Linked DNA regions of Homo sapiens: region 1 is linked to region 2. The links are chromatin loops, found by intact Hi-C in ENCODE. Cell type or tissue: A673. All regions are shown on one strand. Each heading gives the region's core, and the rest is flanking DNA. Links, peaks and the distances in the headings are about the cores only. Region 1 overlaps PGM1 (phosphoglucomutase 1). Region 2 holds the start of ROR1 (receptor tyrosine kinase like orphan receptor 1).

What was found. Peaks named below come from ENCODE experiments on the same cell type or tissue, not always from the same donor. Only the 100,000 strongest peaks of a DNase experiment are listed, where the experiment ranks them.
Region 1: it touches region 2 in a loop (2.1-fold over the local background); 19 of 110 quality-filtered maps call a loop at or near these places.

What each region holds. Positions count from the first base shown.
Region 1 is chr1:63,615,478-63,632,053 of GRCh38, forward strand. It overlaps PGM1 (phosphoglucomutase 1), which reads left to right. Exons shown (of 11, transcript NM_002633.3): 2 at 13,948-14,110; 3 at 14,465-14,611; 4 at 16,180-16,305. Among named protein-coding and RNA genes, the nearest start is that of PGM1, 30 kb to the left of the region's middle. In A673, for the core only: no CTCF peak of the experiment used is centred there; no DNase peak of the experiment used is centred there.
Region 2 is chr1:63,758,170-63,774,745 of GRCh38, forward strand. ROR1 (receptor tyrosine kinase like orphan receptor 1) reads left to right here and starts at 15,848. Exons shown (of 9, transcript NM_005012.4): 1 at 15,848-16,339. The coding sequence starts at 16,249. RefSeq lists a silencer at 15,915-15,964. In A673, for the core only: no CTCF peak of the experiment used is centred there; no DNase peak of the experiment used is centred there.

The sequences.
Region 1 (16,576 bases), core at 4,619-12,618, 140 kb before region 2:
ATAATTGAAAATGATCTTAATAATGAGACAGACAGAAAATAACCTCACCATTTCTCTCCTCTTCTTCTTCTTCTTTTTTTTTTTTTTTTTTTTTTTTTTTTTTGAGACAGAGCCTTACTCTGTTGCCCAGGCTGGAGTGCAGTGGCGCGATCTCGACTCACTGCAATCTCCGCCTCCCGGGTTCCAGCGATTCTCCTGCCTCAGCCTCCTGAGTAGCTGGGATTATAGGCCCTGCCACCATGCCTGGCTAATTTTGTATTTTTAGTAGAGACGGGGTTTTACCATGTTGGCCAGGCGGATCACTTGAGGTCAGGAGTTCTCTCCTCTTCTTAAAAGCCCCAGAGTCCCACCATATTTTAATTATTTGATGGAGGGCCAACCACTGCCTGCCACAAAACTTAAAGGGGCACAATTTCCCTTGTGATCTTGGTGAAGGGAGCCCATAGAGTTGTGCAAGGCTGCTCTGGGCAGAGGTGAGTGAAGCACTGCCCCTTACGAGGCTGCTGGCAATCTTGCTTGTTTTTCCATTTTCCACCACAAGAGGGCAACATATGACCATGAATGATTTGAAAATAAAGCGATTCCTTAACTGGTTCTCTTTTTACCAAAGAATTTTAATAATTGTGCTCCTGGTAAGTTAGAATGGGGAAAGTTCTTCTGTTAGCGCCAAGTGAATATTCTTAAGGGATTGAAATTCAAATTGTCTTGAGAATTCTCCAAAAAGGAAATAAAAGACATAGAAAAATGTTATATGAACCACATAAATGGCTGTTTTTATAGGTCAAAATGTTTGAATATGGGTCATTTCTGATAAAACAGGAGACTCCTTCACACGTGCCTTACTTATGAAAAGGGGTTCCTAAGCCTTGCACATCTTCAAATTGAGGAGATTGTTTTCAGACGTAACCACATGGGTTCAGAATGGCAATTATGCAGATGGAGAATGCCTTCCATGGCTTCTTGTCTGCCCTGTGAGTGCTCATAGCTCTCTTGTAGGCTCCCAGATGAGTACTTTTTACTCCATTTTAAAATGATTTGTTGGCTTATCTATCTCTCCTTCTGCACCAAAAGTTTCTTGGCAACTTGAGTCTTCCTGAGGTGTACAGTGCCTGGTGAAATGAATACAACACATCGGTCTATATAGGACATATTGGGTAGATGGATGGGTGAACAGATGGACAGCCAACTGACGCGTGCTAAAGGTTGTACACTCTCTGAGGCAGAGGCAGCTGTTATGTTTGTTTTTATTTTCAAAATCTACTTCAGGAGTCTCTGTGAACATGGGATTCTGTAGAGCTCTAAGCCATCTGGCCCTTGTAATTCTTCTGACCTTGTACCTTCTTCCAATTTTAATGTAATTTCTCCTTTTCTTTAGAGAACATTTCCTAACTCTACTAAAATGCACATAGCCAATGGCCCGTCCCAATTGTTGGGTATGAAACACGCCTGCTTGTTTTCAGATTCAGAGCAGTGCTAAAGGCTAATACTTACGCAGGGCTTGCAAAGCACTAGAACCAGCTGGTGCTAAGCTCTTTACATTTGTAAACTCCTGTCTCTTAATACAACAAATCTATGCAGTAGCTACCACTTTCAATCCCTGTTTCAAAGGTGAGAAAATAGAGGCACAAAGAGCCTACATCCCTTGCCCACGGTCCCCTAGTCAGAAAATGGTACTCGGCCTGTCTCCTTGCTGTGGACTGAGGGAGCTCAAAGGAGAAGGGGAGGAAGTGTTCTCTCTTCCTTTTCTTGCCTGTACTGGACAGCAGGTGAGGCCTGGCTCACAGCTGGCAAACAGGACCCAGGTACTACGGAGCCCTGGTCAGCCCTGTAAAGAGATGTAAGCAGCTATAAGTAGCAGAAGCCCAATTAGGGTTCAGTGAGCCCCTATGAGGCCTGACACACAAGGACTGCACACAGAGAGAGGGGCGTCTCCTGCAGCCACAGGCAGTGGTGGGGCAGATGGACTTCAAGACCCTGAGACACATTTTGGGAGGCCAGGCGGGCAGATCGCTTGAGATGAGGAGTTCGAGACCAGCCTGTCCAACACAGTGAAACCCTGTCTCTATTAAAATTACCAAAATTAGCAGGGCATGGTGGCACACACCTGTAATCCCAGCTCAGGTGGGATTGAGGCTGAGGCACGAGAACTCAGGAGGCTGAGGCACGAGAATTGCTTGAACCTGGAAGGCAGAGGTTGCAGAGATTGCACAACTGCACTCCAGCCTGGGAGACAGAGTGACTCTGCCTCCCCACAAAAAAAAAAAAAAAAAAAAAAAAAAAAAGACCCTGAAACAAGAGGAACCCAGGCAGCGTCTCCTGGTTGTCTCAGCACATCTGTTTCATTTTCCTCTCTCTCTGCTGACCCATTTGTCAATGGAAATTAGGTTTCTCAGTGTGTGTGGTTTTTTTTTTACAAACTCATTTAATCAAGCACCTATGAATATTTCAAATTTTTAAGTCAAATATTTGTTTTCTTTTAAAATTCCTTGTCTAATAAGGAAAACTTTTCAAGTATTCAAGTTGTTCTCATGTAATCAAATAATAACAGCAGATCCTTGTACAGGGCATACTATAGCCACCCTGGTTTCAGAACTATCTGTAAATTGCTTCATTCAAACTTGACTACAACAAGTAAAGTAGAGCTGCTATCATTATCTCCATCTTGACAGATGAGGAAATGGAAGCACAAAGAGGTTAAGTAACTTGTCCAAGATCATATTACTAGTAACTGGTAGAATAAGGGTTCAGACCCTGTCACTTTGGCTTTAGAGGCCATTCCCTCAAGTACTATAGTATACTGTCTGCATGTGATGACTTAAACTTATAAATATAATACAGTCCAAGTTTTCTGGAATGTTCCACTAATGTTTATAATTTTGATAAAATTCTTCTCATAAAATTCTTCTCATACCTCCTTAAACTTAAAATCCTGTCTAAATAAGTAACACAACCTGCACTTAATTATAAACTGGAACCACAAGGCTAATCTTTAGATAAACTAATATCCCACATTTCTTAAATGTATTTCAAATGCCAAATATACCTAGTTTTCCCCCCCTTACTCCAAAAATATTAATACTATGTTCATTTTATTATTTGTATCCTATGTGATATATTTCATCATCTGTACACTTAATTTTAAGAGAGTATGTTTTAAAATGCCTACTTAAAAAACCATTCTCTCACCTCAAGTGATGAGGGGTTACCTTTCCAGTTGAATTGGGGTGACACCAGCTGGGTGAGGTGTGGCTCGGCCAAGGGTCTGGATGTGGAGGCACCGAGTCCAGAATACCAGCGCCAAAAGGGATTCTCCAGTGGCTTGTGTTCCCAGCCCCTGTTCCCGATTCTCAGGTCTGATGAATCTGCAAGCCCTACCTACGTGAGAAGATTCATCTAACCTATTTTCTGCTTGATACTATTTCGAATTCTTTTCTGATTCTTCCCGTACATCAGATCCACAACTCTTAGAGATGTATGAATGATCCCGAGTTGGATCCTGCATAGCTGTCACGGACTCTCACATATTGTCAGGCTGTCAGCAGCAGTTCTGTGGATATTCTCATGCCTCAACTGTTCTTGCCCCACAGCTCATAAGTTTACCTGTCTTTCTGGTTCAAGGGCTAACCTAATCTGGCTAGTACACTTTTGAGTCCCAATTCTAGATTCCAAGGAGAGAAAACATGAGTGGTCCAGCTTTAGTCAGGGGTCTACCCCATTTGCTCATGGCCTGGAGTCAGGGTCCTGGAGTAGACACCTGGCCTCAGGCCTTCACTCTCATGGAATAGTTGGGGGACAGTTCTCAGAGAAGAGAGGAGATGAGTAGAAAGCACAGTATGGAAAAAGGGTCAGAGGAAAGAGGTTGTTCAAGGAGTATCTTCACAGTAGGAGAGGAAAAAAACAAAAGCAGTGCTCAAACTGGGCCAAGAACTCAGAGTTGAAGTTGTGTGTAGAAAGCTGGCAGAGGAACAGTGCTGGACAAGATCACATTGACTGGGACCCTCAAAGCCACCCCAGCTAAGGATGGGACCCTTTTTGCAAGCCTTGGTTAATCTTTTTCCACTCTTATTTCTCCAAGCCATTCAAGGCATCACTGCCAGCCAGTCAACTTTCCAAAAACATATTGGTTTATATTCTTTTTGCTTACAAATTTCCATAGTTCCCCAGCACTTTCAAAATAAAGTTTAGCACGGTTCACAAGGCTCCATAGACTTGCCCCAACTATTTCTCCAGTCTCATCCCTGTCACTGCAACCTCTTCAGAGCCGCAGCTCTGTAAACACACCTTCAGGATAGCACCAAGGCCATCCCGCTATGATGGCTCCTTTCTGATGTGAACTTTTTTGAGAACAGAGGCCCATCCACCTTTGTTTCTATCTCCAACCCCACTCAGAATGTGAGAAAAAAAATTGTATCTTTACATCATTTTCCAGTTCATAAAGGCTTTCCTAGACATTAACTGAGGCAATCTTCGCAAAAACCTTGGGAGAGAGGTATTATTTCATGAAGAAATTGAGGCTCAGAAGGACAAGGGGGCTGACAATGACCGATAATCTACCTTATACCAGGCACAGTACTGGGTGTTTTCACATGTGACCTGTTTTCAGTTTTCTGAACAAACTTCAGAGCTATCCCCATTTTATAGGCTCAGATGAGTTAAGTAACTTGCTCTAGATTGTACCTCTCATACATTTTACAGTGAAAGATTTGAGCCCTAGTTGTATCTGGCTGCTGAACCTGTGCCCTTCCCGTTAGAATGTAGTGCCTTGCCTGGGGCTGAGCATTTACTACCTGCTTAGTTACTGGTGGCTGGAGAAATGAATAACCGTTTTCCACTCTTGGGGACAAACACTTCAAGCCCTCTGGAACAGGCACCTGCAGCCATCACAAGCATAGGGCCTTGGGCTGGAGTGTCTGATTAACCCTGCTGCTTTAAGCCAAATTTCTGCCTTTCTTTCTAGTGCTTATGCCTGGAAATAGGGTTATCAGGCTCATCCCTTATGCCCACTCCTGGGACATTAGCTAAGAAAGAATTCTTGGTGTGAAGAGGTGAACCCATTCAGGCCAGCCCTCACATGGGGCCTGGGACACCATTATTAACTGTCCATTAAATATTTTTTAAAGAAACATAGAAAAGAAAGAGTGAATAAAGGATTGGTAAGTCTACGGTTTCTGCTATGCTCTACTGGGAAGGTATCACTGCTGATGCAAATGGAAGCTGGAGTCTTTGCAAGGCTGGGAGCGAAGGGGTTCATAACTCTGCCATTGTGAAATTGATTGGACCCAAGACCAGTATGAAAGTTCCTTGTCTGAAGGGAGTAATCCTTAAATCCCCCATATGGTTTAAATGTAATTTGTGTCATTGTGAAGGAGTACTGGCAATGCAGGCGAATTCATTAGGCCAAATTGGGTTCGCTATGCTCGACAGTAACGTTTCTGAAGATGAAGTTCAACCTTTGCTGGAGAGCTAAAACAAATGAGTTTCTTAATAGCTGCCCCACTTAGTCTGAGTGTCTTAGGAAGCTTAATGTTTTTAATGTCTCTTCTTTTTTACTATACTTCACAGTCCATCTAACATTGCTGCTTCTGGTAATATTTTTATATGGGGTTGAGTTCTATAGTGTTCATAAAATTATGATCAGGCCCATTTTTAGAATAGAAGCTTTTCTAGGGCAAGGATTATGTTCTTTTGGTATAGTTTTGCATATTGACAAACACCATGCCTGGCATGTGTCGTTGCTTAAAATGTTGCTCTCGTAATTCTGCCCTCAGAAAGAACTTCACCGAGAGACTGGGAGGCTGCCAGCAGAGACTATGCTGGAGTGTGGTGTATTATGTGGGCAGAGAGGCTTTGGTATGGGATGTGGGAATATCCTTGTGCCCAAGTACCCCCAAATTTACCCTGGGATTTCAAGATCTCATTAAGAAAACTACCAATTATGTGGTTGGCTGCTCTGTTATTCCAATGAAAAGATTATTGGAATGATATTTTATAAATCTGGATCTATTATCGGATATGTCAAGACACACATGCCAGCCTAATTCACAAGCCCATATAAAACCAGGGAAAACTTGGCACAGAACTTACAAAATAGGAATTTAAAAAATCATTTATAGTACGTTGAAAAACAGTGGTTATGTAAACTGTTAATAAAGCATGCTTGCTTTTTCAATTAATTTCTAAAGAATTTGACTTTTAAAAACAAATTAAGAGCCCAAAATAAGCTATAAAAAGTAGTCGTCTTTTGGCTGACTGGTTTTCAACATAATAGATGTGTTTTGTGAATTGTGTTAATGTTATGTCTCGAGGTATTTCCTGCACATGGGCCAGGCCCATTTGTCATTTGAAGGGGCTCCCTTGCCAGTGGCCTACTTTCTGCTTGTGAGCCTGTTATTCCTGCTGGTCTTGTGCAGAGCAGCCCCGGAACACAGCGGCATTCTTGACAGAGGGCAGTTGGCAGCTACCAGTGCCTGTCTACTTTCGGATGCTACTTGACAAGTTAGTATAAAAAGACTCAGATTTTGTTGCTCAAGGGATGATTCACTTTTCCCTTCAAAACCTTAATTCCTCAGTGCATGTTTGGTCTGTTGTCCAGGCTGGAATACAATGGCACGATCTTAGCTCACTGCAATCTCAGCCTCCCAGGTTCAAGCAATTCTCCTGCCTCAGCCTCCCAAGTAGCTGTGACTACGGGTGCACGCCACCATGCCTGGCTAATTTTTGTATTTTTAGCAGAGACAGGGTTTCACCATGTTGAACAGACTGGTCTCGAACTCCTGACCTCAGGTGATCTGCCCACTTTGGCCTCCCAAAGTGCTGGGATTACAGGTGTGAGCCACCATGCCTGGCTGAGAACACACATGTATGTATTTAAATAGATCATTAATAAAATCTCAGGGATCAAATGGAATTAGATATGAAATTTATTTAGGTAAAATATTTTTAAACATCCTAGTTTCTTCAAATACAAAGGACTTAAACTGCTTCCCTAAAAACATTTTATTAAAAGTCAAGTATGCTTAAAACTGAGAAAATGTTAAAAACGAATCTCATGTTCATATTATTTTTCTAAATAAAAACTCGATCCAACCCTGTGTACTCAGAAAAACATATGTATATTTTTTCCGTGTTTTGCTTACATTTTTAAGGACTTGGTGCATCCTCACGCCTGTTTTTTTGTATATTCAAAGGAATGACCAAGCTGTTGGTTATTCAGGGCAACTTTGGAGGTATCTGTTCTTCTAGAACTGAACACTGTTTTCTTAAATCTTTGGTGGCCAATGAATAAATCTGTTAGATAATTTTTTTCCTGATAGATTGCATGTGTGAAGTAAAAATAATTTCTTAGGTTTCAAAATGACAGTGATGTAAGAAAACCAGGGGTAAATTAAGCTCCCTCACTTCCATTTTAAGATTGACCTTTAACTTGCTAGGTGGCATGGGGCAACTTTAGCTGCAGATGGCCTTCTCAGAGATGAATGCCCAGAGAGGCTCTGGTTTAAGGGATGGCAGGAGCAGTGAGAGCCACACCAGGGTGTCTTGTTCACAAATCTGCTTCGTGGGACTGCATTTGCCCTCTTTGCCTGGGCTCTGAGAGTGGAGCCTGTCAGCCACCTGGTGTTTACAGCTGAAGTTGGCTGCATGCAGCACTCCTTGGAGCTATCTCTACCCTAACGGGGAAATGAGACAAAAATAATTGAAGGGTATTTGGCTTGGTTAAGTGGGCAGAAGTGTCCTCATCAAAACAACTTTGAAGACCTGCTTTGTGTGTGGGTGCGAGTGGGTGTGTGGCCCTTAACTTGTTCACAAGGGACAACAACAACAAGGAATTAACCAAGCTTTCTCATTGAGAGTGATCGTCCATGCAAACCCTCTATTTTAGTTACTCATACGACACTGTTGCAGCTTCAGGTTGGACAGACCTATTTTGGAGTCCCTTGACTGCTTTCTGGACACCCTCACTGAGCCAGTCGGTGGAAGTGAAGGATGAGTGATTTTGAAGAATGGATTTCTGGGACATATAGAAAAATGGAAGAAGGTCCTCTCCCTCTGTTGACTTTTGCTACAGCTCCCTACCACGATCAGAAACCAGGAACAAGTGGATTACGGAAGAAAACCTATTATTTTGAGGAAAAGCCATGCTATCTGGAGAATTTCATCCAGAGTATATTCTTTTCCATAGACCTAAAAGATCGCCAGGGATCATCACTGGTGGTTGGTGGAGATGGGCGGTACTTTAATAAATCAGCAATAGAAACAATAGTGCAGATGGCAGCTGCCAATGGGGTGGGTATATGATAAGTATTGTTATGTTTCTGGCTCTCCAAATAACCTTAATTTTACAGAAGTATACAAACGTACAAGGATTTATATGTGGTATACACTTCAATTCTACTAACATCCAGCTAAGTTTCATTGTAACTTCAGTGATTGTATATTGTGAAAATACTTCAGAAATTACATTAGCCACACTGGGATACAGGAATGTTAAGTTCAGCTTCTTAGGTATTATGCTGTGTTCTGTTGCTTGACAAAGTACCTGTTGCTTTTTAGACATTTAAAGCACACTCCCGGTCTTAAGCTGTTTTATCTACATTCTAACTAGCTTCAAGGGGCACCCTGTCCTGTGTAAGAGGGCTCTACTGAATGGTGGAGAGAAGAGGATTTTGTTTTCTTTCAATGGCTTTCTTGTTGAAGTTCAGTCACTTGTCAAACAGGAAAACAAAAGCCAGGGCATGCTGTTGTTTATGGATCCTGGTAGTCACGCAGAAATGCTAGGAGGGGTTGGAAAATGTTAGGTGTGAGCCTTTTGAGGGGACCTGTTACAGGGGCACCTGCTTATAATGACCTTGGACACAAAGAAGCCGTGCGCATGGTGAATTTGTGCAGCAGGGTAGAGATAATAACTCCTGTAAGACTATAGTATGAGGCGGCTCTGCTAAACCTCTGCATCGTGAAAAACCGTGTTGGCTGGATTAAGCAAATGAGAAGGAATATTGTACCAGAACGCATTGATCTTGATAATCTAACAATTCGTGCAGCCCACTGGTTTCCAGGAAGGTGGGCATCAGGACATTGATGTTTTTGCTCTGCAAATTCCTCAGTGGGACCAGAAATACATTTTTAGTGTTTTAGATAATGATTAGCAATTAGTTGGAGCACATAGTCCTTCAGTACCTGCAAATTTTAAAATCTGGTGTATTTCTTTTCTGGAAGAGATTCTGATTCTTGGTAGATAAAATGTAGTATTGCAACTAAGTGTGTTAGACATTCATTTTCAGTGTATTTTCAAAATATGCTGAGCAGGTATGTTTGCAGAAGCAAAATTAAAGCAAAACAAAATAAAATGTACCACCACACTAAATTTTAAAGTGTTTGTAGATCCTGTTGTTTATAATTAGAGTTTTCCTGATACTCAGTTTCAGAATCTGAATGCCTCTCATGTAAAAGTTGCTGATAAAGCACTCAAATATGAAATTATTATGAAGCATACACATTTTTAAGATAAAATGTGACATGCCATAAATTTTTTCTTTGAGGAGAGCTGCAAAGGGAACAGTATTAAGATGCTTTTAATCTTTTGAGAGGGAACGAATGGAACATTATTTCTCCACATATATCTAGACTGTTGAGTGGATCTGGTACACTGTCCCCTTTGCTGTGATATATTTGGCTCCATTTCATTTTTGTGTGGAGCTGAAGAATGTGGAAGAAGTGGTAGGAATGTGTAATTCAGGCACACCCTACAGACTTTCTCAGATTTGCCCTCTGAAGGTTTGCTAAATAATACATTTAAGTGATAATTGACTAAATATGGTAGCTGCCTATTTGTTAGAGCTGTTGGCAGCCCAAGCAATATTTTCAAGTCTTTTCAAGGTAAGCTTAGAGGTGAGAGCCACCTTATTAAAAATAGCACTGCATTTAAAACAGTCATGCTAACCAACTGAATTGCTTAAAATATTAGTGGACTGGATAAAGCACTTCAATCGGATGCGCTTTAAACCTGTGAAATTCTAAAGGGTTTGATTTCTTCTCTTTCTAACATATCCTAAATTCTGACTGTTTTAACATGCCTTTGATTGTGGGTGGGACTGCAGGGAGGAAATCTAAAGGAAGGATAATTATTACCACAGATTTTGACAAAAGTCAGTGCTCCTTTCTCATTTTCTTTAATACCCACTGTGCCCATAAGCTGATTCTTGGAGGGCTTTTCAGCCCACTGAGCTAAATGGAGATCATTTTATTTTTTTTCCCTTTACCATACTTTATCTGGTGCATTTATGGGTTATAAGTTTCTCTTCATTTTTTATTTACATAGAGCTCTCTGCTTTTAAAGGACGTTTTATTGCACAAAATAAGATATTGACGGGCCCCTTTTAGAATATTGATATCTCATTCAGTCCCCAGAGCTCTAAACTGAGAGGTAAGTTTAGAGGTAAGAGCAGGACCCATGTGCATGATTACAGGACAAAGAAAATGGAACTTGTTTTTTAAATAACCTAAGAAAATACCAAGCCCTGTTTTCAATTAAAAGGAATATTTAAAGTTTACTCCCTGCCATGTTTGACTATTAGATGTTTGGAGAACAATGAGATACCCATTTTGGTGGGGAGGCGTGAGTTTTAAGGAAGGAAGTCGTGGGAAAGGAAGGCAGGCAGGGGAGGCCATTTGAGGATGGACTCTTAGTGCCTGGCTGAGGGGGTTATCTCTAACTTGGGAGCCAGGAAAGGTAAAATGTACATAACATCAGATTTACCATTTTAACCATTTTCAGTGTATGGTTCCCTGGCATTAATTACACTCACAATGTTTTACAACCATCACCACTATCCATCTCCAGAGCCTTTTTTAAAAATCATCCCATACAGAAACTCTGTACCCGTTACACAATCATTCCCCATTTCCACTCCCACCAGCCTCTGGTAACCTCTGTACTACTTTCTGTCTTGATGAATTTGCCTATTCTAGTTACCTCATAGAAGCAGAATCAGACAATCCTTGTCCTTTTGCATCTGGCTTATTTCACTTAGCATGATGTTTTCCAGCCTTATCCGGGCTGTAGAATGTGTCAGAATTTTATTCCCTTTTTTTAAGTTAAAAAATATTTATCCTTATGACCTGGCAGTCACATGAGAAAAAAAAAGAAAAAAAAAATTATCCTATATATGTCCTTCCAATCACATCCATATCTATAGATTGCAATGTCATCTTTGAGTACAGTGACAAATTCTTTAAAAAGTTTTAGTTGTGGTAAAAACATGTAATAAAATTTACCACCGTAACCATTTTTAGGTGTATGGTTCAGTGATGGTAACAAAACATTGTTGTGCAGCATATCTCTAGAAAGTTTTCATCTTGCCAAACTGAAAGTCTGTGTCCATTGAACAACTCCCCATCTTTCCCTCTTCTGAGCCCCTGCCAACCACCATTGTATTTTGTGTTTCTATGGTGTTGACTTCTTTAAATACCTCATGTAAGTGGAATCATACAGCATTTGTCTTTTGTGACAAATGCTGTATGACAAATTTCACTTAGCATAATGTCCTCAAGGTTCATCCATCTTGTGGCATATGGCAGGACCCCCCCCCCCCCACACACACACACACTTTTAAGGCTGAATAATATTCCACTGTATGTATACACAATATTTTGTTTATCCATTCACTTGATGATAGACGTTAGCGTTCTTTCCACCCTTTGACTTTTGTGAGTAATACTGCTGTGAAATTTGGTGCTTAAGTGTCTGTCTGCGTCCTGCTTTCAATTCTTCAGGTATATACCTAGAAGTGGAATTTCTGGGAGGGTTTTGGAGTCAGAAAAGGGACACAGAATTATGATTTAGAAAGATAAACTAGATGGGTTTGAGTAGGTCAGATGGATCCAGCCAGGGTCGAGTAAGAGAGAATCATGTGGGACAGAGGCAGGGGAGATTGAGTTAGGAGCTGTTGCAGTGGTCCAGGCATCTTTAAGGGAAGGAGGGTAATAGAGCAGTGTCTCTCCTGTATCAGATCGAGAGCAATATTCCTGAGGGTGATTCCCAAGAAAGAGCCTGATCTGGAAGGGGAGTTCTTCCACCAGATGTACCTCTTCTTGGGCTCAAGAGAGAAGCTACCTTGCTTCTATCTCTCAACTTTCCTTCTTACTCTTACCCCTGGCATAATCCCCTCAGCCTGGAACCATTGCAAATCTCACCATAAGGAATGGTAGAATTAAGGGGTGACATGGGTGGTGTAGCTTAATATCACCAGCCTCTCCTTCCACACCAAATACAATCTATATAAAAATTGGTATGCTTGGTGTGTAAATACAACTCGACAAGCCACCCCTAAACCCCTCCTATGGACATTCTGGAACTGCCCGAACATAGGCTTTTATTCTCATCACAACCACACCTGGAAACTGCTGGAAGGTGAAATGTCACTGTGTTGAGTCAGGACGTTTCAATACTTTCCCCCACCATGGCCGCTAATGTGCTGTGTGGCCTTGTCGTGTCATCTACGCCAGTGTCTGCCATAGTACCTTTCCATTAATGCTTGTTATTATTGCTGCTGGATGGAGGCAAGAATGAATGAATGGGCAGGATCATGATAACTCTGGACCTCAGCTTCTTCATGTTTGCAGTGGTACTTGGGAAGAGCAAATGTGGGAATGGATCAAAAGTACCATGGGATGTAGAAAGCACTCTGTAGCTCAGTAACAATCATCGGTTTTGATTTCACACTATCTGCAGGTTCCTGTAGTCTAAAAAGCAGCCTACTGACAGCATCCACCCTGGTGGTTACCATTTCCTGGGGAAGGCAGGATATAACCAATATATTAGGGGAGCTACAACAAAAATTGTTCGGAGATTGACATATGAGAGCCAAGAGGTAACTGAAGGGAACCAGGTGCTCCTTGGGAGGTGGTTGGTAGTGGAGTGGTTGACGGTTTTCAATGGGCTATGGAAGGGTGGCAGAGCCAACAGTCCCAGAGAAACTCTCCCCAGGGAATCCAGGTATCTCACGGACATTTTCAACACTAGAAACACATCTTCCACCATCAAGTTGTTTCTTCAATCATGTTTATCTTGGGTGAAGCAAAAAGAAATAACAAATGGAAAATGTAAAAAAATCCCTGTTTTTTAAGAGGAACTGACAGCACCTCAACCTTCTTTTCCAACTTGAGTCATGTTGAAACAGATATAAATTACTGTCATTTTAGCAAAAAAGATTTAGGAGCAGTACTGATACCATCTGTAAGAGATATGGGAAGGTAAGTTAAGAATGCAACAGAAGTCCCATCTGTCGCCCTTTCATGTAGGTCATTCTGACTGGTTTACTCAGGAATAACTCCAGCATTCTTGTCTTAGGCCCAGGAGGTAACCCAGGTACACTGTAACAGAAGTAGGTGTGTCTTGCTTTGAGGAAACCCACTATATGAAAAAGCCAAGCTTGACTGGAAAGATAAATTGATGAGTCATTTTTCAATAATCTTGATATAAAATTTGCCCTTTTTACTTTAAAAAAGCCTTCTCTTTGGGTAGAATCCCTTTAATTAGCTAAACCTTTTCTTTTCTCCCGTTGTGGATTGAAAGTATGATTGAATTGGATAAAAATGTGGGTTTTCTCATATTCTTTCAATGCATCCAAATTGTGGCCCCGATCTGGAAAGGCTCTTTTTAATATGCTGTGTTTTCATGCTGGAGCCTTACAGTGCACACAGACCACACACTTCTAAAACTACAAAGTCCCGAAAACCATCTGAAGGAATTTGTTCAACATTGCTGATTCTATTTCAGTAATATGGTGGAGACATCCAAGCTGCAGATTTTTATTAAATAAAATCTTTTCTTGTCCAACAGATTATTACTATTATTTTTTTGTCCATCTGCCTGTTGTCTTGGTGTTGTTTCTGAGCGGTGACTCTGGATGTATTGATGTTAAAGAGTGTGTTCTGGATTTCTTCTCCTAGATCGGTCGCTTGGTTATCGGACAGAATGGAATCCTCTCCACCCCTGCTGTATCCTGCATCATTAGAAAAATCAAAGCCATTGGTGGGATCATTCTGACAGCCAGTCACAACCCAGGGGGCCCCAATGGAGATTTTGGAATCAAATTCAATATTTCTAATGGAGGTGAGTTTGCTGTCATTTTGAGGACAGGTAAGTTTACATTCAGTAGGACAAATCAATACCTGGAGCCTTGGGAGACCAGGGTTTTGGTTCTGATCCTTTGCAGGGGGTAGGGAGGTGCTCTTTGCTTCCTTTCAGTGACAGTGAAATGCTTCTCATTTGACTGTACCTGAATATGAAGAGCCATGCGCAAATCTTCCTTAACATGATATTTTCTTTTAGAAAAATCCTGCTACTTTGCTGACTGAATGATGAAATGGTAGATGTGCTAGTGAAGAGGAACTGATGAGCTTTGGATTCTTTGTATTTCCATGTGAGCTGCACGAAGTAACCCACTGTTTGCTGTTTGGTTTCCAGGTCCTGCTCCAGAAGCAATAACTGATAAAATTTTCCAAATCAGCAAGACAATTGAAGAATATGCAGTTTGCCCTGACCTGAAAGTAGACCTTGGTGTTCTGGGAAAGCAGCAGTTTGACTTGGAAAATAAGTTCAAACCCTTCACAGGCATGTTTACTTTCCTCCTCTTTCTGCCCACTCCTATTTCCAAGTTGAGCGATTTTCCTTTCAACGTTTTAGTAGAGGGTCTTCAGCTTTGGAAAGATTTCCGTGAGTGCTCTGTAAGCTTTGCAAGTGTTAGTTAATTAACAAGTCTGGAATTAGGTTTGGGAGACCAGAGACCTGGGCTCCCTGGGCCCTGCCAGGGATCAGCTGCATGACATCGAGTAAGTCATTTCCAGCACTCTAGGCCTCAGTTTTCATGCCTTGACTAGAAGACCTGCAGGATTACATTCATAGTTAACTTTTATTGACCTCTTGCTACATGCCAAGGTCTTTACACGTGTTAATCCATTTTATTCTCACAGTAGATCTGTCAGGGCAGCACTGTCAGCATTCACTATTATAGATGAGGAAACAAAGGCTGAGAGAGATTAAGTAACAGGCTCAAGGTCACAGTCAGTGAATGGCAAAACGAAGATTTCAACTCAGGTTTGAATGATTCGCAAGACTACACTTTCCATTTTAGTTTTCCTCATTCAGTAAAATCAATCAGACTATTTTGGGGGGACCAAATTGCAACTCCCTACATAGGCAGCTGTGGCTAACATTTTGTTGTTGAATTATTGTAATAATTGACAGAATAAATATTTATAAAAGTATTCAGATTAATAAAATGAGGATGAGATGATTGGCAATGAACTTGCATTTTGACTTTGCCCTAACATGTTTTCTTTCTTCTGGATTGCAACTTTATGGAATGCATTTTATTAGTCATTTAGTTCCTGGCTAAAGGATGGATTGCATTTTTTTGTTTGAACCTACTCAGGGAGAGCTGACAATTGCATCCTAACAAAGATAAAGTGACACTTTGGTCATCTCGAAGACATTCTTGAGGTTCAGAAGATTCCAGTAGGGAGTTTCTTAAATTCTTCATATTTTGAAAATGTTCAGAACCCCTGAATATCCAGCAGTTTTGAAAATGTTCAGAAGCCTTGAACATCCAACAAGAACAACAATACTAAGTTCTTATATTTATATAAGTTTTATTTTTGTTTTATTCCTTAAGCAGTACCTGTGAAAAGTGATTCATTAAAAAATTTCATTTTCCACTTAGTACCATTAAGTCTTGATGACAATGGACTTGGAAAAAGAAAAGGAAAGAAAAGTGGGGATTACATTTTCTACTCTCTATAACACCAAAACACACCTCTCAAGATGACGAATGGGGAAGCACTGTGGTGGCATAGCAGAATTTATACAACCTCTGTTGAAAATCCCCTGTGTGCCTCATCCAAGCTGTGTGGGCAAGTTTCTTAACCCTTCACACGTCGAGTTTCCTCATCTATCAAATAGGACTAATAACATTTACCTCTCAGGAAAATTGTTAGTATTGGGTAAGGATTGGTAGTATTAGATAGTATCGGATATCACTTAACAGCCGTATTATTGGAGCTGTTCAATAATTGTCCTTTTAAAATAGCAATAGCAGGTTTACAGCAATATAGTCACATCAGAATATAATATTTCTAAATGTGTTTAATCCTTCCATCTTTTGATGTTGCTTGTTCTCACAGTGGAAATTGTGGATTCGGTAGAAGCTTATGCTACAATGCTGAGAAGCATCTTTGATTTCAGTGCACTGAAAGAACTACTTTCTGGGCCAAACCGACTGAAGATCCGTATTGATGCTATGCATGGAGGTATACAATCATTTCTTTTCAATTCCCATCTCTTGAGGATAGGAAGTTGCCCTCTTCTGTGTGTATCATGATGCTTCAACAAGCCTTTTCTCAAGTCTCTCTGATGGTTTTTAAATAGAGTTATTTTGCAACCAGAGCAATATTCACACAGATAAAAATCTAATTGTATGTAGCAAAAATAGTAGAGACACTCCTCGTGGTAAGCTCGTGTGAAGGTCAGTGTTTCCACCTTAAGCATCAGGTTCTGAGTAACATGCAACTGCTGTTGTGG
Region 2 (16,576 bases), core at 3,041-11,040:
TGTGTATAACTGTCTAGGGCAATTATTCTCATAGTAACCTGTTTAATAGTGGCAAAATCCAGTATAATCAGAATACTTAAAACTTTAGGTTATTCTTTGTGTTTTGTAGTTATGAGGACGGACAAATGGGAATATGTATCTGTTTCCAGAATTTGGTTTCCAAACATGTTTTTAGATTGGATAGTACTATATAGTTTCATTGCAGGCTTCCTGATTCAATGTTTACATTGAAAGAGGAAAAATATTTTGTACTGACAGAGAATCAAGAGCCGATGTACTCCAAGGTCTCAAGCACACGTTTTAACTTAATTTGTATGCAGTGATGGACTATCTCAGAGCCGAAAAGTGATCTGTATTCACTAATTGTAGGTGGTTTGGTAGGTTTTGCATATAAAAATAATGTTTGATGTGTTACTGCTGTTGGGTTTCCCCTCTCTCTTCCTGTATTTTGTGTGTTTACTTCATGGGCTCATTTAAGGTTGAATGTGGAGCTATCTCAAGTCCTAGGCTGCACTGGTTTTTACACCCATAAGTTTCCTTAGGAAATTTAATGTGGCTCTTAAATTCCACTGTTGGAGCACAGGTCCATGGAAACAGGGCAGTTGCCAGGTAAATTTGATTAAGTTAGAATGTCACGTTGGATTATTTGAGAGTCAGGACCTCCAAAATATATCCACTTTGGTGTTAAAAAAAAAAAAATCCTGACTGCATATCTACATTCTGTAACATGCCGGAAGGTTGCCAGATCTCCACTTCAATTGGTGTGTGTATAAACTGCTTACATATGCAGCCTAAAGGGAGTGATTTCTGTTGAGTGGTTGGCCGAATGTCAACACAGCTAATTGTCATTTCTAGATAACAAATCATAAACACGGTTGGTCCCTAGAAATGAAGGTTAACTGCATGGGGCAGAATGGTGTAAAACGTGGGTTGCAAAAATCAATGCCTGCAGAGGCTAGGTTCCTGTGATAATGAGTGAGGTGGGCCTGGTGTCAAGGCGTGAGGAAATGATGGGGACTGTGAGGATCTGAGGGGACCCGCCTCATCTGAAGGGGCACCTGCTCCTCAGCTCTGGCTCTCCCTTGCCCTTCCTCCATGAGGGCTCCGTGTTGCCTGATCTGTTAATTTTTTGCAAAACAAGCAGGAAATTCAGACTTTTATTTGAAATCTCTCAAACTCTAAATGTTGGCTTGAATTTCTTAAAACACAATGCACTCAGAGTCTAAAGACTTCAGAAGGCCATATATGGCCACTGGCTGCCATTTTGAGACCCCTGAATTAGGCGATTCTTTGAGAAGAAAAGAACCTCCTGACTTCCCACTTACAGGCTTTTTAGCTTTTTTTTTCCCCCCAGAAACCTCAGTGGGTGTTTTTTTTTTTATAACAGAACACTAGACTAGGAGTTGGGAGGCTGGATATGCCAACTCTCCATTTCCTAACTTCATGACCCAGGGCAAGCCCTTAATTTCTTACATCCTTGGCTTTATAAATCTATCAATTCATAATATATATTTCACTACTATCTCACAGATTAAATTCACCCAACTGATATTTATTGAAAATGTACTTGAGCATATCCTATTTTATTTAACCCTCAAGAAGTCTTTATGAGGTAGATATTTCTAACATATGTGTAGAGATAAAGAAACAGATTCTGCAAACTAAGGAAATTGCTCAAGGTCATAGAGCTAATTGGTGATGGAGTGGAAATTCAGACCAGACCTTCTGATTTTTAGTTCTGCTTTCCATTGCAAAAGCAATTCTTAAAATAGATAAAAAGCTAAAATCCATTTAAATCATCATCATCATCATCATCATCATCATCATCATCATCAACAACAACAACAACAGCAACATTATTTTGCCCTTTTCTTATCCAGCCTCTAAATACTGACTTTATAAACAGAACCTGACCAGGTCAAGCTACTATATCTCTATAGGTCTCAATGTTCTTAACTCTTAAATGGCAGGAGCAAAACTTGAGCAGAGGCAAATTTGCATTTTGAGGGCTGTATTTAGCTTAGTAGTGTTTGGTTGGGCCTAAACGCATTTTTTTTTTTTTTTTTGAGACAGAGTCTCACTGTGTTGCCCAGGCTGGAGTGCAGTGGTGCGATCTCGGCTCACTGCAAGCTTTGCCTCCCGGGTTCACGCCATTCTCCTGCCTCAGCCTCCCAAGCAGCTGGGACTACAGGCGTCCGCCACCAAGCCCTGCTAATTTTTTGTATTTTTAGTAGAGATGGGGTTTCATCGTGTTAGCCAGGATAGTCTCCATCTCCTGACCTCGTGATCTGCCCGCCTCGGCCTCCCAAAGTGTTGGGATTACAGGCATGAGCCACCATGCCTGGCCATGCATTTTTTTAAAAAGCAGGTTATTTATATATAGCTGACATAATATAAAGCAACATATTTTAAGTGTACACTTTGATAAATTTCATCACATGAACACACCCATAAAACCATCGCCACAATCAGGATAATGAACATATCTATCACCCCCAAAAGCTTCCTTATGACCTTCTGTGATCCATCTGTGTCTCTCCACACCTTGTCCCCAGGTCACCATGGATCTGTTTTCTTTCGCTATACATTTATTTGTTTTACACAAATGGGATCATATAGAATGTACTTTTCTTTATGTCTGGCTTCTTTCAATAAGCTTAAATATTTTGCTATCCATGCTATGGTGTATATCATTATTGGTTCATTTCTTTTGATTGCTGAGTAGTATTCCACTATATGAATGTACCATAGTTTGTTATTCACTCACTTGTTGATGAACATTTGGGTTGTACCAGGTTGGGGCTATTAAAAATATAGCTGCTATGACCTTTTGAGTATACGTCTTTGTATGAACATATCCTTTCATTACTCTGGAGAAAAAGCCTAGGAGTGATTTGGCTGGGTCCTATTGTAGGTGTGTATTTAACCTTGTAAGAAACTGCCAAAATATTTTTCAAAGTTCTACCATCTTAGTTTCCCACCAGCAGTGTAAGAAGAGTTCCAGTTTCTCCCAATTCTTGTCAACACTTGGATGCAGTCTTTTTTTCCATTCTAATATGTAAGCAGTGTACCTTATTATAATTTTAATTTGAAGTTCCTTAATAATTAATGATGTTGAGCATCTTTTCATGTGTTTATTTGCCATCTGTATATCTTCTTTGGAGATGTATCTGAGTCTTTTGCTTATTTTTATTGTGTTGTTTGTTTTTTAATTATTCCTTGAGTTTCACAGTTTTAGCTTTTACATTTATGCTTTAATTTATCTCAAGTTAATTTTTCTTTATGCTATGGAGTACAGATTAAGGTTCATTTTTTTCCCAGTTGGTTCAGCATAATTTGTTAGACTTTTATTTTTTCATTGAATTATATTGGTGCCTTTGCAGAAAAATCATTGTCTATATATGTGTGATCCTATTTCTGTACTCTGTATTCTGTTCTATGGATACGCTTTTCTGCCTTTATGGCATATTTATAGTATTGAATCTTTTAAGGTGTATATAGCTCTCCCCTTATTTAGGTCTTCTTTCATGTCTGTCAATAATATTTTGTAGATTTTCAGTGTAGGGGTCTTTTTAATTCTTTCATAAACTTTATTTGTAGGTTCTTTATGGTTTTTGGTGCTATTGTAAATAAAATTTATTTTAAAATTTTATTTCCAATTGTTTATTGCTAATATATAGACATATGATGGATTTTTGTATATTGAACATGTATCCTGAGGCCCTGCTAAATTCACTTATCAATTTAGTAGTAGGGTTTTAAAAATGTTGTTGTGTTAGGCCATGTGAGGTAGGTCACACCTAATTCTGGCATTTTGGGAGGCCAAGGCAGGAGGATCACTTGTTGCCAAGAGTTCAAGACCAGCTTGGGCAGCAAAGCAATACCCCTTCTCTATTAAAAATTAAAAAAAAAATTAGCCAGGTGCAGTGTGGCCCGTGCCTGGAGTCTCAGCTACTTGGGAGGCTGAGGTGGGAGAATCCCTTGAGCCCAGGAGTTTGAGCTGCAGTGAGCTGTGGTCACACCACTGTACTCCACCCTGTGTGACACAGCGAAACCCTGTCTCAAAAAGAACACACACACACACACACACACACACACACACACACACACAACACCAAAACCCCAAAATGTTGTTGTGTTGATTCTTTTGAATTTTCTGCGTCCACTATCATTACCTACAAAAAAAAAAATAGAATTTTACTACTTTCTCAATATTTTTGCCTTTTATTTCTCTTTCTTGCCTTATGCAACACATGCATGACATGGCGAATACCTCCAGTGTGATATTAAATATAAATGGTGAAAGTTTACATCCTTTGCCTTGTCCCTTACATTATGTGGACCATTTTTAATATTTCACCATCAATTATGATGTTAACTCTAGGTTTTCCTTAGAAGCCATTTTTTTTTTTTAAGGCAGCCTCTCTCTGTCACACAGGCTGGAGGGCAGTGCGTGATCTCGGCTCACTGCGATCTCCACCTCCTGGGTTCAAGCAATTCTTGTGCCTCAGCCTCCCAAGTAGTTGGGATTACAGGTGTGCACCACCACGCCTGGCTAATTTTTGTATTTTTAGTAGAGACAGGGTTTCACCATGTTGACCAGGCTAGTCTCAAACTCCTGGCCTGAAGTGATCTGCCTGCCTCAGCCTCCCACAGTGCTGGGATTACAGGCATGAGCCACTGTGCTTGACCCCTTTTATCAGATTTTTCAGAGGTTCTCTTGTATTTCTAGTTTTATGGGAACTATTTTAAAATATATAAATGGGTGCTGGATTCTTTTTCAAGTGCTATTTTGCAGTCATCATTGGGTGATTTTCTTTTCTTGAAACGTCTTTTATCATAATGTTTTGGTGTTTGGGACATAGAAGCTTATACAATGAATTAGGAATTGTTCCCTCCTCTCTTTTGTGAAAGAGTTTGCCCAATGTTGGAATTATTTCTTCCTAAAATACTTGATAGAATTCACTTGTAAAGTCATCTGGGCTAGGGATTTTCCTTGTGAAAATGTTTTAAATTAAGATTTCAATTGTCTTTTATAGGTACATAGCTATTTATGTCTTTTATTTATTCTTCTATCTATCCATTGTGGTGAGTTGTGTTTTTCAAGGAATTTGTCCATTTCATCTACAACTTTATGTGTTGGCATAAAGTTATTCATAATAGTCCCTTGTTGTCCTCTATTGTCTGTAGACCCTGTGGTTATAGTCTCTCTCTCTCATGCCCTATGTTGGTAATTTGTAGGTTTTTTTCTCCTCTTATTTTCTTTGATATCACTAGGAGTTTCCCGATTGTATTAATATTTTCAAAGAACAAACTTTCATCTTTGTTGATTTTTGTTTATTATTTACTTGTTTTCTATTTCATTAAATTTTCTTCTTATCCTCATTACTTTCTTCTGCTTATTTTGGATTTGCTTTGCCCTTCCTTTTTAAACTTGCTAATATGGATACTTAAATCATGATTTTAGCTCTTTCTTGTTTTCTAATATAAATATTTAAAATCATGAATTTTCCCCTTCATACCGCTTTAGCTGCATCTCTCAAATTTCAATAGGCTATGATTTCCTTATCATTTAGTTTACATATTTTCTAATTTTTCTTGTGAATTATTCTCTGGTTCCAGAGTTATTAAAAATGTCGATTAATTTTTAAATGTAGATGGATTTTCTACATATCTTTTTGCTATTGATTTCTAATTTACTTGACTTGTGGCCAGAGAATATAGTCTATGATTTCAATCTTTTGAAATTTACTGAGACATTGTATGGCTTAGCAGATGGTCTATCTTGATGAATGTTATGTGAGTGCTTGAAAAGAATGTGTGTTCTTTAGCTGTTGGATGTAGCGTTTCATAAACATCTACTAAATCAAGTTAATTGATAGTGTTCCCATCGCTTACATACTTACTGATTTTCTATATTCTTGCTCTATCATTTACTGAGAGAAAAGTACTCAAGTCTCCAACTGTGATTGTTCATTTTCTATTCTCCCTTTTGTCAATTTTTGCTTTTTAAGCTCTATTTTTAGGAACATACATATAAACACACGAAAATTTAGGATTTTTATGTGATCTTAATGAATTGATTTTTAACTCTTTGTCTTCTTTCTTTTTGTGTTTTTAACAGTGTCTCTTTTTAATTTTATTTTAAAAATTCTAAGTTGACACATAATAGTTGTACAATTTATGGAGTACATAGTGATGATGTGATACATGTAATGTACTGTTCTCTCTGATGATATTAGAGCTATGATAGTTTTTTAAATGATTACTGTTTGTATGGTACATCTTTTTTTATGCTTTTGCTTTCAGCCTATGTCTTTATATTTCATCTGTATGATCTCTTGAATGCTGCACATAGAACCTGTACTTCCCCTCCCAATAACCTTGGACTCTGCTCCCATTGAAAGAACCCTTCCACGAAGCTCACAACAAGACCCCATCAAATTTGAAAGCTATACCTGCAGTCCATCCAGTTACTTAGATTCCTCATGCCAAGAGACCCATCACTGAATAAAGGAATTACCATCCTTGCAAGAGTAATTACCCCAATCATCAGCAAGGGGATGCTGTTTTTTGGACAGTAATTCTTTGCTACACATGGCATGACCACACAGAACCTTTAGAGATCTATCCTGTGATTCTCTGATTGATGGTTGCCATTAATTTCATATAACATCTTTCCCCACTGCAGACACCCTCCAATAACAAAGGGGTTCCTGGCTTAAATGGGCCAAAGCAGCAACAAGTTGGACAACAACTCATACCATGGCTTGGTTCTGTGGAAGAGCTTTTTCTTTAATGCACTCGCTGTGTCATAGGGAACTTCTTCTGAGCGTCTGACCTTTCATTTACTCAGTGTATTCTGGGTCAGAAAACTGGTCCTGGCCTAGAACCGATAAACTACCGTGATATTTTACTAGGGAAGCTGTCTTCCACCTCCTTGATTTCTTTTAGCCAAATGGTTTGAACAATGCCCTTGTTGGCTGCCTACACATCCATATATCTTGCCCCTAGGAATGCTGTGTTCTATTAATATCTCCAGGCTACCCTGGTGGCCTCTCCAATCTCACTGCTCATCACATTGATTGTGTCCATGCTGCTTTCACCTGGCCTTTATTTTGGGATATTATCATCCTTATTACTATTAGCAATCCCAGTTTCATAACAGCATTTCCTACCTTAAGCTCTGGCCTGGCCTACAGAGGAGAGCCACTACTGAGCTTCTCAGTGATGCCAGTGTCTCCCATAATCCAGTCCGCTTTTCCACATCTATTTCGTGATTTCAATGCTTTCAATATTTAGCTTCATGACCTTAAATAACATATAGCTACATCTTAATATTTCAGTGGCAGGTATTACCTATTGACTTTCCACTATAAAATATGACCTCTCTTTTACAACCACCACCACCACCACCACCACCATACACTTCCCATCCTTCTGTGCTCCCATTATAATTAGATCATAATTTTGGTTAGATTCAGTGTTTATAATAGTATGTCTATGCAATCTCTATCGACAGCTAAGCCATGTAATATACTATGTTTACATTTGTCTTTTTTGTATAACTTCTTGTATTCCATGGAACTAATAATTGTCTTATATTTGTGTTTGTTTAGTGATATCTATATGCTCATTACTACTTCATTCCAAAACTCTTCCTCAAAAGTGAAAGTCTCTTTCAGGCCTAAATCCATCTAGTAGTCTATTCAATGGTGACTTCTCTCCCAGAGCCTTAGACCTGTTCCAATCTTGGCTAATTTTCTCTAATTTGTTATTTTGGTTTCTTCCTGGAACCTCCCTTCCTTCTTATCACTTTGGGAATTTCCTTCACTTATCTTTTTCCTAGATTTCATGTTTTTTTTTTTTGTTTTTTTTTTTTTTGGTGGGGGAAAGTGTTGCTTTCTTGAGTAGCTAGTTTATCCTCTGTTAGTGTCTTTAGAAAGGGTGTATGGTAGGCTGAGATCTCCATATCTGAATCCTTGAAACTTGTTAGTATGCTGTCTTATACAGCAAAAGAGACTTTGCAGATGTGATTAAGGTAAAAATCTTGTGATGGTGATATTATCCTGGATTATCCAAGTGGGTCCTATGTAATTTGAAGAGTCCTTGTAAGAGAGAAGGCATTGTGAAGATGGAAGCAGAGAGAGTTGAAGATGCTACACTGCTCGTTTTGAAGATAGATATTATTCTCAGCTCCAAGTTCACCCTTTAATATATGCTTTATGATAAACAATGGAATTTCTTTAAGCATTTCTCCTTTAAAGTGAGCTTTTAAAATAGAGGGCTCTGGAGGGATATTGCAAGAGGAAAAGCCTTCTTGCAGTTTCCAGCATGGGCCAAGTGGTGTGGGTGTGAGAACATTTGATGGAGGCTGCCTCAGCCTCAGGCCCAGAACCCACTTTCTCTGCAATCTTCTAGCCTTGGCCTGGTGATAATATTTCTCACAGCCTTCTTGACATGAAAACCAGAGCCTCGCCAGGCACAGTGGCTCACGCCTGCAATCCCAGCACTTTGGGAGGCCCAGGCGGGCAGATCACCTGAGGTCAGGAGCTGGAAACCAGCCTGGCCAACATGGTGAAACCTCATCTCGACTAAAAATACAAAAAATTAGCCAGGTGTGGTGGCTAATTGTGTGCCTGTAATCCCAGCTACTTGGGAGGCTGAGGCAAGAGAATCACTTGAACCCAGGAGGCAGAGGTTGCAGTAAGCCTATATCGCGCCATCGCACTCCAGCCTGGGCAACAGAGAGAGACCCTGTCTCACAGAAAAAAATAAAAAGAAAGAAAGAAAACCAGAGCCTGAGTGTGGCTTGCATGCAGTCATCAGTGGTTGAGGGGGTCACACACTGAGAAGCTGCTTCTTCTGTAAGTCCCTAGAGCCCACCTGCAGCCACAGGGTGGGAAGAGTACACACAGAAGCTGCTGCTTCTTTGCAAGCTCCACATTGCCCACATGTTTTGAAGGCCTCCTGCCCACACCAGACTTTCACTGCATGCCCATGCCATTAGTTGCTGCTCCCCAGCTAGAAATTTAGGAAATTCCCTTTGCATTTCTCCTGAGGGTGACCTATCATTTGCCTTACTCTGGCGATATCGGCAAACTCCCTTACTGTCCAGTGGTTGACCATGCCTTCTCCAATGAGGTCTGAACCCTTTCCAAGTGTGTAATTCTTTAAGGAATCTCCCTTAGGGTACCATAGATAGTTGCTTTATATTGTATGATTATTCTTTATATCATAGTTAATATTTCTTTCTTTCTGTTAAACTTCTGCTTTATCTACTGTGTGGTTTCTATCTCCTGATTGGACCCAGATTACTACAGTAAATTTTGACACAGGTATATACCTGTGAAACATCATCACAATCAAGATAATGAACAAATCCATCACCCCCATAAATGAATGTCTCTATGCCCATCTGTCATTCATCCTTCCATTTCTTTGACCCCAGGTAAACAATGACCTATTGTTTGGTCACAGTAGATTAGTTTGCATTTTCTAGAATTTTATATAAATGAAATCGTGTAGTATATATTCTTTTAAAACTCTAACTTCTTTCACTCAGCATAATTATTTTGTTATTCAACTACACTATTACATACATTATAATTTATTTATTGTGTTTGCTGAGTTTTATTATATGTCTATACCAGAGTTTTTCCACTCACTTGTTGATGAACATTTGGGTTGTTTCCAATTTTTGGGCCATTACACATGTAACTACTGTGTATTTTCATGTGTAAGTCTTTGTGTGGACATATGCTTTCATTTCCCTTGGGTTAATACCTAGGAGTGGAATGGCTGGATTATATAGTAGATATAGATTTAGCTTTTAACTGCAAAACTGTTTCCCAAAGTGTCTATACCATTTTATATCCTCATTAGCAATATATGAAAGATCCAGTTGCTCCACATCCTGGCCAAAACTTGATATGGGTTATCTCTTTAATTTTAGTCACTGTATTAGGTATATAGTAGTTTCTGATTATGGTTTTAATTTGCATTTCCCTGATCATTAATGTTGTTGAGCATCTTTAAATGTATATTTTTTGCCATCCATATATCTTCATTGGTGGTGTCACTTCAATTATATTGCCCATTTTTAAAAGTCAGGTTTTTAGTCTTCCTATCATTGAGTGGTTAAGAGTTCTTTGTATGTTGCAGATGTAAGTTCTTAGTCAGACATAAGTCTTTAAAATATTTTCCCCTAGTCTGTGGCTTACCTTTTTATTTGTATAGCAATTTCATGTTTTTTTTTTTTTTTAATTTAAGTTCTGGGATACATGTGCTGGACGTGCAGGGTTGTTACATAGGTATACATGTGCCATGGTGGTTTGCGGCACCTATCAACCTGCCATCTAGGTTTTAAGCCCCGCATGCATTAGGTATTTGTCCTAATGCTCTCCCTCCCCTTTCCCCCAACCTCCAATGGGCCCCGGTATATGATGTTCCCCTCCCTGTATCCATGTGTTCTCAAACAATGTCTTTTGAAAAGCAAAAGATTTTAATTTTGAATAAGTCCAGTTTATCAAGTCTTCCTTCCTTCCTTCCTTCCTTCCTTCCTTCCTTCCTTCCTTCTTTCCTTCCTTTCTTCCCTCCTTCTTTGTCTCACTCTGTCTGACACCATCTTGGCTCACTGCAACCTCTACCTCCTGGGCTCAAGTGATTCTCCCATCTCAGCCTTTTGAGTAGCTGGAACTACAGGTGCCCACCACCACACCCAGCTACTTTTTGTGTGTTTTTGTAGAGATAGGGTTTCGGCATGTTGCCCAGGCTGGTCTCAAACTCTTGAGCTCAAGCAATCTGCCCACCTCGGCCTCCCAAAGTGCTGGGATTATAGGCATGAGCCACTGTGCCTGGCCTTATCAAATTTTTCTTTTATACTTCATGGTTTTTGTGATGTCAAAAATCTTTTCCAAATCCAAGATTTTCTAAGATTTTCTCCAATGCTTTCTGAAGTATTATAGTCTATAACGTCTTGTAATAGCTTCACTAACAATCCCTTATTCTTAAGTTTCTTACTTATGAATTTCTGATGACACTACACATATTATTTTTAGTCTTCTTTTCTACTCATGTACAAATAGACCTAAGAGGCTAATGGAACAAAATATATGAAATCAAGATTGTGCTAGAAATTCAGGTTGTATGATCACCAAATTTATGCTTCTCTCCTATCTCATAATATAGTTTAGAGAAAAAACAATAATAATAACAATTTTTTGAGTAAGTAACATGCTAAACACTTTTTTTAAAAAAATATATATTTCTACAGAGATGAGGGTCTTGCTATATTGCCCAGGCTGGTCTCAAACTCCTAGGCTCAAGAGATCCTCTCACCTTAGTCTCCCTAGTAGCTGGGATTATAGGCACAAGTCACCATGCCCAGCTCCCCAAACACTGTTTTGTGACTTTTGTATTCAAAGTATAAAGTACATTATTTTATACTAAAAATGACTTTATATGATTGGTTCTATTATCTGTCTCTCTCTCCTTTTAGCAGGTGAGAATGTTGTATCATAAAGAAATTAAACAACTTGTTCAGGTCATCTAGCCAGCTCCGTTTGATGTTAGAGTCCATTCTCTCTCTCTTTTTTTTTTTGAGATGGAGTCTCGCTCTGTCGCCCAGGCTGGAGTGCAGTGGTGCAATCTCGGCCTACTGCAAGCTCTTCCTCCTGGGTTTACACCATTCTCCTGCCTCAGCCTCCTAAGTAGCTGGGATTACAGGCACACACCACCATGCCTGGCTAATTTTTCTATTTTTTTGTTTTTAGTAGAGATGGGGTTTCACTATGTTGGTCAGGCAGGTCTCGAACTCCTGACCTCGTGATCCGCCTGCTTCGGCCTCCCAAAGTGCTGGGATTACAGGCGTGAGCCACTACGCCCAGCCCGAGTCCATTCTCTTAATCACTAACAATAGTAGCTAATAAATATTGGCTGCTTACTGTGTAACTGGTACTATGTTAAATTCTTTACAGGTATTAACTAATTTAATCTTCAGAACAAAGCTACAGGTAGGTATTATTATTATGCCTCTTTACAGATGAAGAAACTAAAATACAGGGACCCAGTACTCACAACTATTAAGAGCAGAGCAGGATTTGAATCCATGCAGTCTGGCTCCTGAACTCTTCCTGGTAAGCATCACACTACACCGTTTCTCCAAGAATAATTAATGGTTGTATTTGTTGGGTAAATCAAGCGGATGGCCCAAATGAGTCTCTCCCACCAGCAAGTTTTTGAAATGAAAGATAGTTTTCTATTTAATGCTCCCCTTGGCACCTGACCCCAATGATTTACTATTGCCCTGCTCTTGTTCCATTTTCCCACTATGCCTTACAGTGATAATAAACAGAACCGTGTGTGCCAGTGCAAGAGGCCAGGGGAGATGAGTGCCTCTGTAAGTAGCAGGAGCCTCAGCCAGTACCTCAGGTTGTGCCAGGCCCCTGGGAAGTGAGTAGCTTCACCTGGGTTCTCTTATCCATTTGTGTCAACTTCTGGCTTCCTAAAAGAGAGGGCATGGCCAAAAGAGGCTTGTGAGAGGAACATTTAGATTGCTTGGAGCTTTTATCATAGCCCACCAGGGGTTTGAGACAGTGGTGTATAGTGTAGAGAGATATTTGACTTGGGATGGAGTCCTGCCTTTTTGCTTTAATTTTTTGACTCTGGGCAAGTTTTAAAAACTCACTTCACTTAGCCCATTTGTTAAAAATGGGCTAAGACCAACCTTATTTTGATGATATAAGTAGGTTCATGCAGTAAATAATAATAACGATAATATCTGCCATTTATTAGGTGTCTCTCTGTGCCAGATACTCATAAAAGCACTTTCTAAGAGTTAACTCAATTAACACTAACCACAGCATGAAATAGGTGCTATTATTATCATCATCATTTTACAGGTGAGAAACAAAAGTACAGGCAACTAAGATATTTGTCCATAGTCACTCAGCAGAAACCAGAGAAGCTGAAGCTTGAGACCAAGCAGCCCAGCTCCCCAGCCTGTGCTCTTAAACATTGGCATTTACTGAACTTGCATAAATAAATAAATATACATATACACATATATATATTTTGCATATTATATATATTTTACCTCTTTTACTTTTTTAAACAGGAAAAGCCTTTTCTAACACCCCCCCACCCCAGCATTTTTTTTTTTTTTTTGAGATGGAGTCTTGCTCTGTTGCCCAGGCTAGAGTGCAGTGACGCTATATCCACTCACTGCAACCTCTGCCTCTCAGGCTCAAGTAATTCTCATGCCTCAGCCTCCCGAGTAGCAGGGATTACAGGTGTGTCACCACGTCTGGCTAATATTTTGTATTTTTTTGTAGAGATGGAGTTTCACCATGTTGGCCAGGACGGTCTCGAACTCCTGATCTCAAGCAATTCACCCACCTTGGCCTCCCAAAGTGTTGGGATTACAGGCATGAGCAACCGTGCCAGGCCATTGCTAACCTTTTCTTTGGAAACTTGTGTGCTATAGCTAAACTGAAGGAATCTGGGATGATTTGATGATGGTCCTTACCCAGGTCTGGACTGGTAGGTCTAGGTCCTAGTTTTGGCTCTGGCCAGCTTTGGGCAAGGCGGTTTCACTCTCCTAAGTCCCACATGTCTCCTGTATAAAATGTTGAGGGGGGTGTACTAGTTAATTTCCAAAGCCCTTTCCAGGTCTCACATTCCTTATGTCTATGATTCTGTGATTAAGTTCCTGGAAGTTTAAGTACTGATAAAAGTGCCATTAAGTTCTGTATACTCAGCACTAGCAGCTGTCTGTTACCTAAGATACCTGGGCCTAGGAGTTATAGGGTGGGGGCTGGGGGCAGGGTGGGTGGATGAGAAAGGCTCCTTGTCTGACAACTGTGTGTATTGACTGTAGACAACAGAGGACTGCCCAGCACTGTGCAGTGTAACTGAGTATCCTCTGATTTCTGGGCTGTGATATACTAAGACTGACCATCAAAGACTGTTTCCCAACAAGAGAACCTTGTGCAGTAAGTTCCTCAGGCAAGAAGCGAGATAATTGGGACAGGATTGAATAGATCTCAGGCAGAGAAACTTGGGGGACAGATCAATGTAGGTAATGAACTGGTTGACCCAAGGCCTCTCTGTCTATCATTTTTTGACCTCAGGTCAGAGCGATAGAAAGGGGGAAAACTACCGACACAGCTCCTGCCATGAAGTCCTGGAGAAGAATAAGTGACTGTTTGTCCCGCATGGGTTAGTCATTCACCTGCCTGAAGGCAAAGGGCTGGGAGTCTGGAGTCCATGACCTGCTGGGACATACTTTGGGCTGCATTTTTTCCCCCTTCTAATGTCTCAGCTCTCAGGGATCTGCTTTTCCTGGTGCCAAGGAGTATGGATGAAATTTTGTCCCTCCTCCATGCACCCCTATAAAACAAATATGATGAGAAATTAATATTTTCCAAATGGTGACCTAACCTTTGTTCATTAATTGAGCTCCTATTGCATTCCAGGTACTGTTAGAGGCCAGCAAGATACCTAGATGATTGAGACAGAGTCCTCGCCCTCCATGAAGTGACTGTTCATTTTAAAACCCTAAAGCTGGGTTCTTAGAGGCTACTGCAACAGCAACAACTCCCGAGTGAGTGCTTATCATGTGCCAGGCTCTGGTTACAGGCTTTAACTCTCTCAGTGGAAACAGCCTGAGTGCTGGCTTGGCTACCCCATGTCTGTGAGACTGTGGGCAAGTCATTTACTTTCCCTTTGAGTTTCAATTTCTAAAACTGTAATATGGGGATAATATATGTAAAACAGCTAAGAAGTATATACTTTTAATGACTCTTTTTAGTGTCAATGGAGGATTTGTGAGCAAATGCATATAAAACACAAGGCAAACAGGAGGTATTTAGTAAGTGGCCACGTGATTATTGAGAGACTATGGGCTTCTTCCTGTTCCTCCAGAGCAAGACTGACAGGTGTCCTATTACCCTTGCATCTTCAGAGCCTAGAGCACAGCCCTGAAAACAGCAGGCGCTCACCACTTTTTATGATCAAAGGCAGTCTCTACAGGGAAAGTCAAATCATTATGGGTATTTATGAATTACAAAATCCATAAAGTTAAACCAGGAGAAATGGACAAAAACACACTCATTGTAGAGGTCTTTAATGATCCCTTGGCTCATGGCAGAGCAGCTAGACAAAAAACAAACAAACAAACAAACATGCAAAGATTCAGAAGGCCTGAAAAAATAATGAATACAAAGAAGATAAATCGATACAGTATTCTATCTTCACATTCGGAAGACAAAAACACCTTTCAAAAAACCATGGGACATTGGCAAAAATAACCACAGATAATCCTCAATAAATCTTGCCAGGAGGCAGTACAGATGACATTGAATTCAGTGAGACTACAAATTAAAGACAAAAAGGCGAAGTATAAATTACTTGTGTAAGAACTCTCTCAACTCTTGGGTCCAAGAAGAAAGCAAAAGGGAAATTGTATGATAGCAATAAATGTGCCATTACCCAGAGTCACACAGCTAACAGTGACACAGCTGAGGCTGCTAGAACCTGGGTCTACTGTCGTCCAGCCACGAACTGGCTTGAGATCCCGGATAAGTCTCTCTGAGCCTCGGTTTCCCCTTCTGTCAAGTAGCCTCGAAGGTCCCCGGCGCTCGGTTCGGTGGCGAGTTTGAGGAGTGTGGGGGAGGGGAGGGGAGGGAGCGTGCCCGAGACGCGGGAGCCGCGACCGCTTTCTGCGAAGTCGGGGAGGGTGCGGGCGTTGAGAGGCTGCAGCAGAGGGCGCTGGGTCGCCAGCCTGGGCCGCGTCTCCCATTGGTCGGGGCTGGGGCGCTGGGCTGGAGAGTTGGTGGAAAGTGACAAGTTGAGCGAGAGAGGGAGCGTGGAGAGCTGGAGCAGCCGCCACCGCCGCCGCCGAGGGAGCCCCGGGACGGCAGCCCCTGGGCGCAGGGTGCGCTGTTCTCGGAGTCCGACCCAGGGCGACTCACGCCCACTGGTGCGACCCGGACAGCCTGGGACTGACCCGCCGGCCCAGGCGAGGCTGCAGCCAGAGGGCTGGGAAGGGATCGCGCTCGCGGCATCCAGAGGCGGCCAGGCGGAGGCGAGGGAGCAGGTTAGAGGGACAAAGAGCTTTGCAGACGTCCCCGGCGTCCTGCGAGCGCCAGCGGCCGGGACGAGGCGGCCGGGAGCCCGGGAAGAGCCCGTGGATGTTCTGCGCGCGGCCTGGGAGCCGCCGCCGCCGCCGCCTCAGCGAGAGGAGGAATGCACCGGCCGCGCCGCCGCGGGACGCGCCCGCCGCTCCTGGCGCTGCTGGCCGCGCTGCTGCTGGCCGCACGCGGGGCTGCTGCCCAAGGTAAGAGGCGCCCGCCGGCCCCCGCCCGCCCAGACCCCCTGACCCGTGGCCACCCTTCCGCCGTCCAGCCGGGCGCGGGACACGCAGGAAGCGCCGCGCTGGCTCCGGGGCGCGTCCGGCCACCCGCCACGGGGCTCGCCGGCGCCGCCAGGCCAGGGTTTGCCCCGGAGCCCCGCCAGGCCAGGGTTTGCCCCGGAGCCCCGCGGCGGGCCGGGGCGCGCCCAGGGACTCGTTCCT